2 separate regions of the Homo sapiens genome follow, and region 2 is linked to region 1. Evidence: read pairs that join two places in POLR2A ChIA-PET (ENCODE). Cell type or tissue: A673. All regions are shown on one strand. Each heading gives the region's core, and the rest is flanking DNA. Links, peaks and the distances in the headings are about the cores only.

What was found. Peaks named below come from ENCODE experiments on the same cell type or tissue, not always from the same donor. Only the 100,000 strongest peaks of a DNase experiment are listed, where the experiment ranks them.
Region 2: POLR2A ChIA-PET joins it to region 1 with 7 read pairs; 1 of 35 experiments calls an interaction of 5 or more read pairs at or near these places.

The regions. Positions count from the first base shown.
Region 1 is chr11:83,777,758-83,783,144 of GRCh38, reverse strand. All of the region lies in intron 18 of DLG2 (discs large MAGUK scaffold protein 2), which reads left to right. Among named protein-coding and RNA genes, the nearest start is that of DLG2-AS2, 140 kb to the right of the region's middle. In A673, for the core only: no CTCF peak of the experiment used is centred there; a DNase peak (open chromatin) is centred at 3,064; H3K4me3 peaks cover 843 bases; H3K27ac peaks cover 2,164 bases.
Region 2 is chr11:83,358,752-83,364,138 of GRCh38, reverse strand. The region is part of intron 1 of CCDC90B-AS1 (CCDC90B antisense RNA 1); the gene reads right to left. Among named protein-coding and RNA genes, the nearest start is that of CCDC90B, 75 kb to the right of the region's middle. In A673, for the core only: no CTCF peak of the experiment used is centred there; a DNase peak (open chromatin) is centred at 668; H3K4me3 peaks cover 498 bases; H3K27ac peaks cover 430 bases.

The DNA.
Region 1 (5,387 bases), core at 251-5,250:
CATTTTTGCCAACTTTTAAAATTCAATTTTATCATGCACTTACTTTGAAATTAACATGTATTACTTTCATAAGAAGAGGAAAATAATGAAGTTGTTTTTCTTTCTTTCAAGAGGATTACATACATTGTACTTCAATAATAATTCCATTTAAGCACTATGCAAAGTTAATTATTGTCAAACCTTTAATTACCTATACCCAGTTAGTGAAGTTGCTGTAATGCCACTTCACAGAAGGAAATATAATGTCTTACACACATGTGCACCCACAGGTACCCCTTCCCTTTCCTTACCCTTCCCAGAAACCTTCCCCTTTGATTTCAGAATTATCTTTCTAAGAGATATGACACCAAGATCCCTGTGCACTAACTCCTTGTCTTTCACAATATATTCCCAGCCAACTCACCCCACTCACCCCTCCACCACCCACAGTATCAGCCTTTCTCATTGTACCCCTGCTACACAGGACTGCTGTCTGCTCTTACACTTGTTCCTGAACTATGCCTTTGCTCTGTGGAATCCTCTACCCAGAATTGCCTTTCTCCCTTTCCACCTGCAGGATTCCTACTCATCTTGAGAGCCCACAGATGTCAATTCCACTACAAAGCCATTTTTAATCTGCTTAGTCAGCATTAATTGATTCTTTATCTGAGTTCCCCAAAACTGTATGTAAACACCTGGTGTGCCCATTATGACAGTTTGCACACCTCTCCACTCGAGTGAGCTCCTAGACAGCACTAGGAGCTGTGATAGACCCTTCTGTCACTCATTTTATATCTTGTGTTAATCCATGCAATATGAATTTGACTATGGTTTATTAATGAGTTATTGAATGGGTCTGCTCTTAATTTAAATGCAATATAATGTTTTCAGTGTGTTGACATATATTAATAGTAGGTGCTTAAGAAATGTTTGCTGAGTAATTATTAAAGGAATGGCATGGGTTTTTATATTAGATTCAGAGATGGTAATTGAATCCCTGGTTTGGACATTTGGTGTTGACACAGTTTTTAGATGGTGCCTTTTGGTTTTCAGTCATAAAACCTTTAGCAACCCTAGTAGATAAACTCCATTTCCCCTGCATTGCAGAAAATCTACAGCTGTTGTTTTGAAATATAGCACAAAGATAAGATGATTAAAGCACTAACATTTTTTTCAAGTTCTGAAACTCAACTTTGACACCATTGATGAATAAAAAGGGAATTGATTACAACCTAATTATACATTTTTCAAAAAAGATAACACAGCATTTCCCCAAGTCAGATCAGGGTAAATCTGATCTGTATTTGCTGCCTTCTTTCTAATAATATCTACATTTATTGTGAGATAACTGATTAGGTTTGAAATAATAAGCCACAGATATTGACTTGGAGAACTAGGTAGGCAGTAGCTAGTATTAGATAAAGCTCAAAATGGAGTTAAGAGCCAAGTGGTCCCTGTGAGAACCACAAATTCTTTTGCCTTGAATATGACTTCTCAGGACATTGTTGGAGAGACTGCCAGGATTTCAGAATGGCCTGCAGGTAGAAAAGAAGTCGTGGATGGTACAGTCCTTACCAGTGATGAGGAACTTCGGTAGATAGTGAAGGGACCTGATTTCATCCACCCTTTATTCTTTAATAAGGTACTGGAGTTAAAAGAAAAGCCCAAAAAGCAGAGTTGATAATTGCCTGGAGACTCATAAGTGTAGTCTGGTTTATGGAATTGTGGCAGAGTGACCACATGGTTCATTTATTCATTTATACATTCATTCAATCAATAGGTATTTTTTTTCTGGATACTTATTATGCCTCAGTCCATGTTATAAGGAAATAACAAAGCAGTGAACCAAAAAAGCCCCTCTCAAATAAATGTAAAATGTGTCACATGGTGATAAGTAGTATAAAGAAAGAAGCAGCAGGAGAAAGACAATAGTGACAGAGAAATATATAGTGGGCAAGAAAGCCATGCTAATAAGGTGATATTTGAACAAAGATCTAAAAGAAATGAGGGAGTAAGCTATGCAGGCATCTGAAGGAAGAAATGAATTATTCTAGAGTTTTGTTCTACTAAATGTTGTCTACAGACCAAAAGCATAGATATTAAATGAGAGCCTTCTTAGAATTGTAAGATCTCAGGTCTCAACCCAACCCTACTGAATCAGAATCTGCATTTTATCAAGATTCCCCAGATAACTTGTATGCACATTAGAGTTTGTGAGGCGTTGCCCTAACATACTTGGAGACCCTGCAAAAATTGTCACTTGTCACTGTTGGGTTGGACTCCCTCTACCTGGAGAACTGGGCAAAGTCACATGAGGCTGCATCACTAGATTTGATTTCTGGCATGTGTCACCCAATGATTGGTCATGGCTCAGTGGTTTTAGCAGGGATAGGTCAAACTGCAGGAGATCTAAGAAGTTCATGTGCCATTCAGCTCTACTTTGTCTACCCCGCCCATCTAAATACCAATATCAAGCAAATTCATAAGTCTTGCTAGAACTCCTCAGCTAGTGAGACAATGAACCTATTCGGGCTTCATTGCCTTTAGTTATGACCTCTACAGCAAGTGAGTTTAGAAGCAGTGAGTTGGGATGAAGTAACATTGATTCCTATCCTCACAGATGCCTCTATGAACCAAGGGAAAGTCATTAAGGCTTCACTATAAAATTTGAAAATTTGAATAGCTTACCACACTTTAATGCAGAAACTCATGTAAATAATCTGTTTCACTCCTTTTAAATTGTGAGGCTAATTCAGAAGGAAAACTATTCTTTTCAGCAATAAGTGAAACTCTGATGTTATTTGGGGTAACCACTGTCACAGAGCTTAAACCACAGTTGGACACCACGGTGCATTTCTCTATGGGGTCAAAGATATAATGAAAGCTTGACATGAATATGCAATTTATCCCTTGAAAAATATGGACACCTTCTGTACCTGAAGGTTCTCAGAAATGAAAGTACATACGCCATCCAAGAAGCATACTTACAATGCAAGACATATTTCTTTCTTTAAATCAACATCTATGTAGGCTTATGCATATGAATGAGCAGCTGTGGCATGTTGAAACATTTTCCCAACTCACGTAACTGCATCACAAATACCCAGGAAAGATTTTTAAAGTCCAGCTGTGGATCTTGATCAGAAATTGCATCAGAATCATCAGAGAACATTTAAGTAAGCTTTCAGAACAGAAAGTACCGTACACGACTTGGACTGGACAAGACCAGTTTTCTAGTGCAAATTCCAACTTAGGTGAGATAGAAGCATAAGTTTCATTACTTGAAAGTTTTGTCGCTAACATTACATCTTTTCTTTGCATTTTTAATACATAAGGAGAAATGAATGCACGACCTAGTTAACTTGATAGATTCTGTGTAGTTTAACTAGAATCACTAAGAAATAGAAATTAAAAGTTTTAAGAATCCTTAAAGATAATCTTGTCAAGTTTACTCATTTCACATATGGAGGAACTAAAGTTCAGCATCTAGATAGGAAAGCCGTTTAATATTTTAAAATTGGTATAGCTGTTAAAGCTGAGGCTAGCTGAGCAGTTAGTAATTTCCTTGATTTTTAAAATTTACTGTAGTAGCTCATGATGGGGAGTGGCTTTAATAGCCCAAGGAATGGAATGCAATGAGATTATTATAATCAAATGGACATAAAGGGGTCAAAAAATTTCTGAGGGAGCCTCACCACTTTCTCGGGCATACTGCATCACTTTCATTTCTAGCATGTTACTGTTGTTAATTGCTATTGTTTCTGTATCACAACTGAATGATGTATACATGACAGCATTATTGTAAGTGTAGGCAACTATTGTTAATTTTTAAAATAGCCACAAATCTGGAAATAGTTATTTTTTTCAACAAGTAGTTCAAATATATTACAGTTTTTCTCTTTCCATCCTACCTTCTTCGTGCACACCCTTTATCCAGCCAGCCAGCCAGCTGCTTATCCATTCATTTATCTGTTATCAATAAGCTTGTCTTTAGTGATACTCTTTGTTGCCAAGTATTAAATTTCACCTAATATGTTACATTAATTATGTTCTAATTAATCTAGTTATCATATTCTAATTTGTACTGAAATATTAGGAAAGAAACTTAAATAAAACTTTACATGACTCTAGATTTTTATTGCTTAGACATTTCTTTCTCCACAACTCTCTCCCACACATGTACACATTCTACTAACAGAAAAAGGCCTCTGCCAGCAACTAGACACTTCCCAGGAAGTCTCTTCACTTATTGTATCCTTTTAATAACCTTCTCCTAGTTGCCTTTGTTTCCTCCCCAACCTCCATCTAACCCATAGCAGCGTAGAATATGACTAAAAAGATGATTCCTGAACAGTCTGCAGATTCATTCATGAAAGGTCCTTTCCAGATTCCTTAATAATTAATCATGCTGCATACCTCTCCCCATGCCTAACAGCCAGTTTTTGACCTCGAGTAATATAATAAGGACAAAAGCAGGTATCACTTCCTAACTCCTAAATTAGAAAACTCTCTTCATCTCATTATCTATCCTGGGAATGGTGCATCTTTAACTCATATCAAAGGGGTTAAAAATATTTACAAAGCTGATTATAGGTTAATAATAGATATAACCTCCTCTCATTGTATGATTACAGTTCCGAACATCCCCATAAAAACTTTCATTCCGTAATAAAGTATATTTATCTTTGACAGTTTCATCTTGTGATTTTATATTATTTGAGGGGTATGTTGACATTTAGTGACATAAATCAGTCACTCATTAATACTGGAAAAAGCCAAATAAATCCTTGTGCTAGAGACATTTTGACAACAAGGAGACCTCTTAGATTCACATCTATCATTAGCAACACCCAGATCAAATGCATGGAAATAAAGGGTTCTAATACTACTCTTGACTCTACAAGTATTACAAAATGAACACAGATCTTCACTAGATAATCCTTCAATTTGATAAGGAATTTCAGGGTGTTAGAGAACTGTAAAAGAATGTTGCACAGAGATATGCAAAGAGGACTATAAAGCAAGACAGCTTTAAAACTTTCTGACTTCACTCTATATTCTGGGTGCCCAGTATAGTTTACCCTCACATCTCTTTGAATAGCTATTTGTCAGTCCTCAACTTTAATAATGAGTAATGAGGCACTTTTCTCGTCCTGTCCCTCACTCTGCAACTTTATTGAGCACGCCTAAGTCATATCACTTTTCTGAACATGGATTCCATTGTTTGTTAATTAAGGTGGTTCAAGAGATTAGTTTTAAGGCCCTTTCCAGCTGATGTTCTATGAAGTTTAGTTTATTGTGTCTTCTGATTAAAACATGCCATCAAATAACAATTATTACAAGAAGGTAATTTCTAAATGTTTCCTTTTTTCCCCATACATTTTAAACACACAGAAATTATCTTTCAC
Region 2 (5,387 bases), core at 196-5,195, 420 kb after region 1:
TAAATACAGTTTTTAAAACTTTAAAACACACTGTAATTACGTAGACAGAGACACATTTCTAAGTTGTACTTGTATTTTATAGTAACTCAAGAAGTCTACTTTCATTTCTACCAGAGAAGAGGTTGCTCATACATTTGCATCAGTTACAATAGGTCTTTAAATAAATTTACAATATTTTGACTTTTCATTAAAGTCTCTCAGGCTCAGTTTTTCACACCACTGTGTTTCAGGAGACTGGACTTAAGAGTCAGAGAGACCTGGGTTGAAGTACCAATCATGCCTGTTGCTAATTCTGAATTTTTTAAGTAGGTCACAAACCTTTTGTAAGCAACAGTTCCTCATTTGTAAGATACTGGTTATCATACACTGAGAGTTTGTGTGAGGATCAAAAACTGTAGTGTCTCTAAAAGCACCTTAAAAACTACAAAGTGATTCGTAGATTGTAAGATGGTATTCGACTGTAGAGAGAGAAAGCCCTTTTTGCAGGAGGCTTTGCACAGAGCCCAGACTGTTAATTCCACATCTGAAACATTTGTCTTTTTCTCTTCTTTGTACTACCCACTAAGAATAGAAATTACCTAATAAGGCTGGCCGAATGACTGACATTAGGAAATCACAGGAGTTGATAAAGGAACAATTGAGTAAGCTCTGAGAAGATAGCATCTCATTTGAAATTCTAAGTGAGGCTATGCTGGGAACACTTAATCCTTAAAGGGTTTATGAAATTTAATTGGTTTGTCTGAGGTGACTGGAGCGATAAAGAGAAAAATCAAAGGAAAGCTAGAAAGGTTAAGTGTCACCATATGATTCAAATGATAGGATAAAACATATAATTTAGTGATTTAACAGTTTCCTGCCTAGTTTCCTTCTTCTTCTTTCTCCCACCTACCATTTTAAGAATCTTGTCTTTAGGGACAGACAAACTACAAAGAGGATGCTATCAAGTCTCATTTTAAGGAATAAATGTGTTTTTGGAATGTCATGTGCAAATCAAATTGTTATAGATTGAACACTCTAAGTCATATTTAAATATGTTCAGAGAGTTGACTTCTTAATTTGGCAAATTAAAATAAAAACATTTATATAAAAATATATCAGGTTAACTACTGAATGAGAAACCCTTATGTGCATTATCCTAATCTCATGACAACCCTACGGATAGGATACATTATTTCTATTTTACAGATGATGGAATTAAGGCAGGGAATTTAAGGAACTTTCCTGTTGTGATGTAGATTATAAGTGATAAAGCCAGAATGTAAACTGGTTTCAAGTTCAGCCTACTAAACCACAGCTGCTTCAAAATAGAAATGTGTTTGCAAAGTGCATTATTTCCCTCTAAATTTGTATGGAAAATAATTAAAAATTACGTACCATTCGGGTGACTAGAATTTTCAATTAATTTGCATTTGTTTAATCTTCCAGTTGTTCCTCCTAAACCGTGCTCCCACTCTTACACACCCGAGTCCATTTCTGAGTGGTGGTCTGTAGGATCTCTCAGAGAGGCCCAGTAGATGTATTATCTTCTTTTGTAACCTTACTGGCTTCTCCTTACATATAGGGTAATGTAATTTAATATTCTATTTAAAATTTTTAGGATCTTACCCTGACCACCTGTCTCTCTAGTCTTGCCTCTTCTTCTTCCCTAAAAATTTCTAACTATTTGTGGTTCCTTAAATACTCTAGGCTTTGTCTCACCTCTAACTGGAAAGACTTCTCTTCTTGTCAGCCTGGTAAACTTCTCTTAAGCCTTGAAGATTCAGCTGTAATATCACTTTCTCTGGGAAGTCTATGTGATCTTCCCAGACAGAAGCACTTTCCCTTGTTAAAGTATGCACCTAGTGACAGACAAAATAGACTCCTGTGGCTAACTGAGATGCTCAAAGTTAAAACAGAATGAGGTGACCATGGCCTCATGGGTGAGAAAGTGGTCACATACTCTCTGTTCTCGGAAAGATACTGTAAAAGTGTAGAAACTGTATTTACAGATGCAGTTCTCTACAAAAAAAGTTTTCTACAATCAAGCCAAACCAGTTTTTGACGCTGGTGCAGAGATACAAGCTGTTGGAAATTACCCAACTGTCTACAAATAGGTCACCTGGCACCAACCAGCCACCTGGAACCAGCCAACCAATTAAGAGAGACTGGTGACTTTAGGCTTAAAGATCATCCAATCAATACTCTGTTTCCTACTCCCTTGACTCTCTTCGTCTACTCTGAAGTTTTTGCCTTTATAATCTCCTACTTCGTGACCTCTCCTCTGAGCATGCTTTCACTTGACCCTGGAGGCTGCATCTCCCCAATCTGCAGATTGCTTTTTATAGAAAATAAAGCTGTCGGGCCGGGCACAGTGGCTCACGCCTGTAATCGCAGCACTTTGGGAGGCCGAGGCAGGTGGATCACGAGGTCAGGAGATGGAGAACATCCTGGCTAACACGGTGAAACCCCGTCTCCACTAAAAAAATTAAAAAAAAAAAAAATTAACCAGGTGTGGTGACGGGCGCCTGTAGTCCCACCTATTCAGGAAGTCAGAGGCGGGAGAATGGCGTGAAACCGGGAGGCAGAGCTTGCAGTGAGCCGGGATCACGCCACTGCACTCCAGCCTGGGCGACAGAATGAGACTCTGTCTCAAAAAAAAAAAAAAAAAAAAAAGAAAGAAAGCAAATAAAGCTGTCTGCTGGACACGGTAGCTCATGCCTGTAATCCCAGCACTTTGGGAGGCTGAGGTGGGTGGATCACCTGAAGTCAGGAGTTCAAGACCAGCCTGGCCAATATGGCAAAACCCCGTCTCTACCAAAAATACAAAAATTAGCCAGGCATGGTGGCGCATACCTATAATCCCAGCTACCCGGGAGGCTGAGGCAGGAGAATCGCTTAAACCCAGGCGGCAGAGGTTGCAGTGAGCTGAGATCGTGCCACTGCACTCCAGCCTGGGTGACAGAGCAAGAACCTGTCTCAAAAAAAAAAAAAAAAAAAAAAGAAAGAGAAAGAAAGAAAGAAAGAAAGAAAGAAAGAAAAGAAAATACAGCTCTCCCCTTTTTCTCCAGAGAGCTCATGGTTTTTTTGTTAACACCCTTCTTATCCCTCTGTTTGAGCATTCATGTCTTTCCTGGGTCATTGCCTTGTCCGCTCTAGACCATCAGCAACTTGAGGAGGACAAGAACTGGTGCCTATAGTATCCAACATAGTTTCTGAATAAACCAATGACTTAAGAATCTACCCAGCATCTACCATTAGCCTGATGGACTCCCTCACCTCAGCAAAGTACAGAGAAAAGAAAAATCTTGTGCCTTCAGGGCCTTGCTATAACTTCCAGATCCCTCCCACCTTTTTTTTTTTTTTTTTAATTATTCCTGGAGGTCTAGCAGATCTTTTTGCAAACAGTATATGCGCTTTCAGTGCTCACTAGATGCAAGGATGAATGATAGGGCCACCCAGAAGTTTCAGAATTCCTGAGCTCCCTACACAAACTAGCACTCTCCACAGTCCCTTTCCAGTTATTAAATGCACCCGTTCCTTATTTTTCACACAAAAGTATGAGAAAACCAAATGTATTAGTCTATTCCCTTGCTGCTATAAAGAACTGCCCGAGACTGGATAATTCATAAAGGAAAGAGTTTTAATTGACTCACAGTTCTGCAGGGCTGGGGAGGCCTCAGAAAACTTCATGGCTGAAGGGCAAGCAAATGTGATAGCAGAAAGGAGAAGGAGCAAAAGGGGAAAAGCCCCTTATGAAACTACCAGAACTTGTAAGAACTCAGTCACCATTATGAGAACAACATGAGGGTAGCTGCCCCTATGATTAAATTACCTCCCATTTGGTCCCTTCCACAACACATGGGGATTATGGGAACTACAATTCAAGATGAGCTTTGAGTGGCGCCACAGCCAAACCATATCAACAAAATGCAGTTTTTGCAGGTGTATTAAATTTGATTCACCTCTTATCTTCCTCTAGTTTGATTGTCCCAAGCAGCTGTTAACCTAGGAGAGTCCTTTACCTTTCTGGCCTCCCAGTTTTCTTCTAAGCTAAAGGAAAAGCTGAGCTATTAGGCTGCTAAGTGCTTTACCTAAAAACCCATTTTATTGTTACCATCTTCCTGGTTTTCAAGATGAGGAAATTGGAGGGTTCAGCAAAGTTAAGGAACTTTCCCAAGTTCCGTTAACTTACAAGGGTTGAACTGGAATTTGGCCTCAGGATCTTTGACTCCCAAACCCACTCATTTTCCATTGCATCAATAATATCATTCCAGTCAGGGGTTAATTGTGAACACTGAGTGAGATAATGACAGTGAAATTGCTTTGGAGTGTGTAAAACACCATATAGATGTTAAATTTTTTTTAAAAGATTAATCAGCAAGTCAACAACATGTAATATTCTGCAGAGTACGAACTCTAAGAACACCCCCTCAAAGAAGGGAAAAAAGTGAAAGCAAAAAGATGCCTTATAAAAAAAACAAATTCAGCAGATAAAACAAATAGAATGAGACCTGTAACATTTAATATGCTTTACTTAATCCTTTGCAAATGTCCAGAATTTTAGATTTAGAAAATATTGTTTCAGCTAGAAGAGATCTAAACAGTCAGATAGTCCAACTCCCTTCATTTTATTGAAGCTGACACTGAAACACAAAATGGGCAAGTTGTATACCCAACTCTGGAACCACAGCCCAGTTGTGTGTTTTGTTTTTGTTTTTGTTTTTGTTTTTGAGACGGAGTCTCGCTCTGTTGCCCAGGCTGGAATGCAGTGGCGCTATCTTGGCTCACTGCAAGCTCCGCCTCCCGCACAGCCCAGTTTTGATGCTGAGCCCAAGACTCTTCATGCTGCACCACTGTAAAGGACCCAACTTAGAGGATTGCAAAGGAAATTGAATCTGTTGTCTATCACAGCTCAGCATGTGCAGTAGGAGTGCCCTCCCGCTCCTGTTATCAGTTACAATGGACTGAGCATATCTCAATTTTTAGAAATATATGTGGATGTACCTAATCCTCCCTCCCCAAGGATAATTATCTCTCAAAATTGAGTTATTGCTTATGAAAATATCTTGAGTCCGGCTGGGCATGGTGGCTCATGCCTGTAATCCCAGCACTTTGGGAGGCTGAGAAAGGCAGATCACAAGGTAAGGAGATTGAGACCATCCTGGCTAACATGGTGAAACCTCTCTCTACTAAAAATACAAAAAATTAGCCAGGCGTGGTGGCAGGCGCCTGTAGTCCCAGCCACTCGGGAGGTTGAGGCAGGAGAATGGTGTGAACCCAGGAGGCGGAGCTTGCAGTGAGCCGAGATCGCACCACTGCACTCCAGCCTGGGCGACAAAGCGAGACTCTGTCTCAAAAAAAAGAAAGAAAGAAAGAAAATATCTTGATTTTTAGTAAGAAAAAGACTC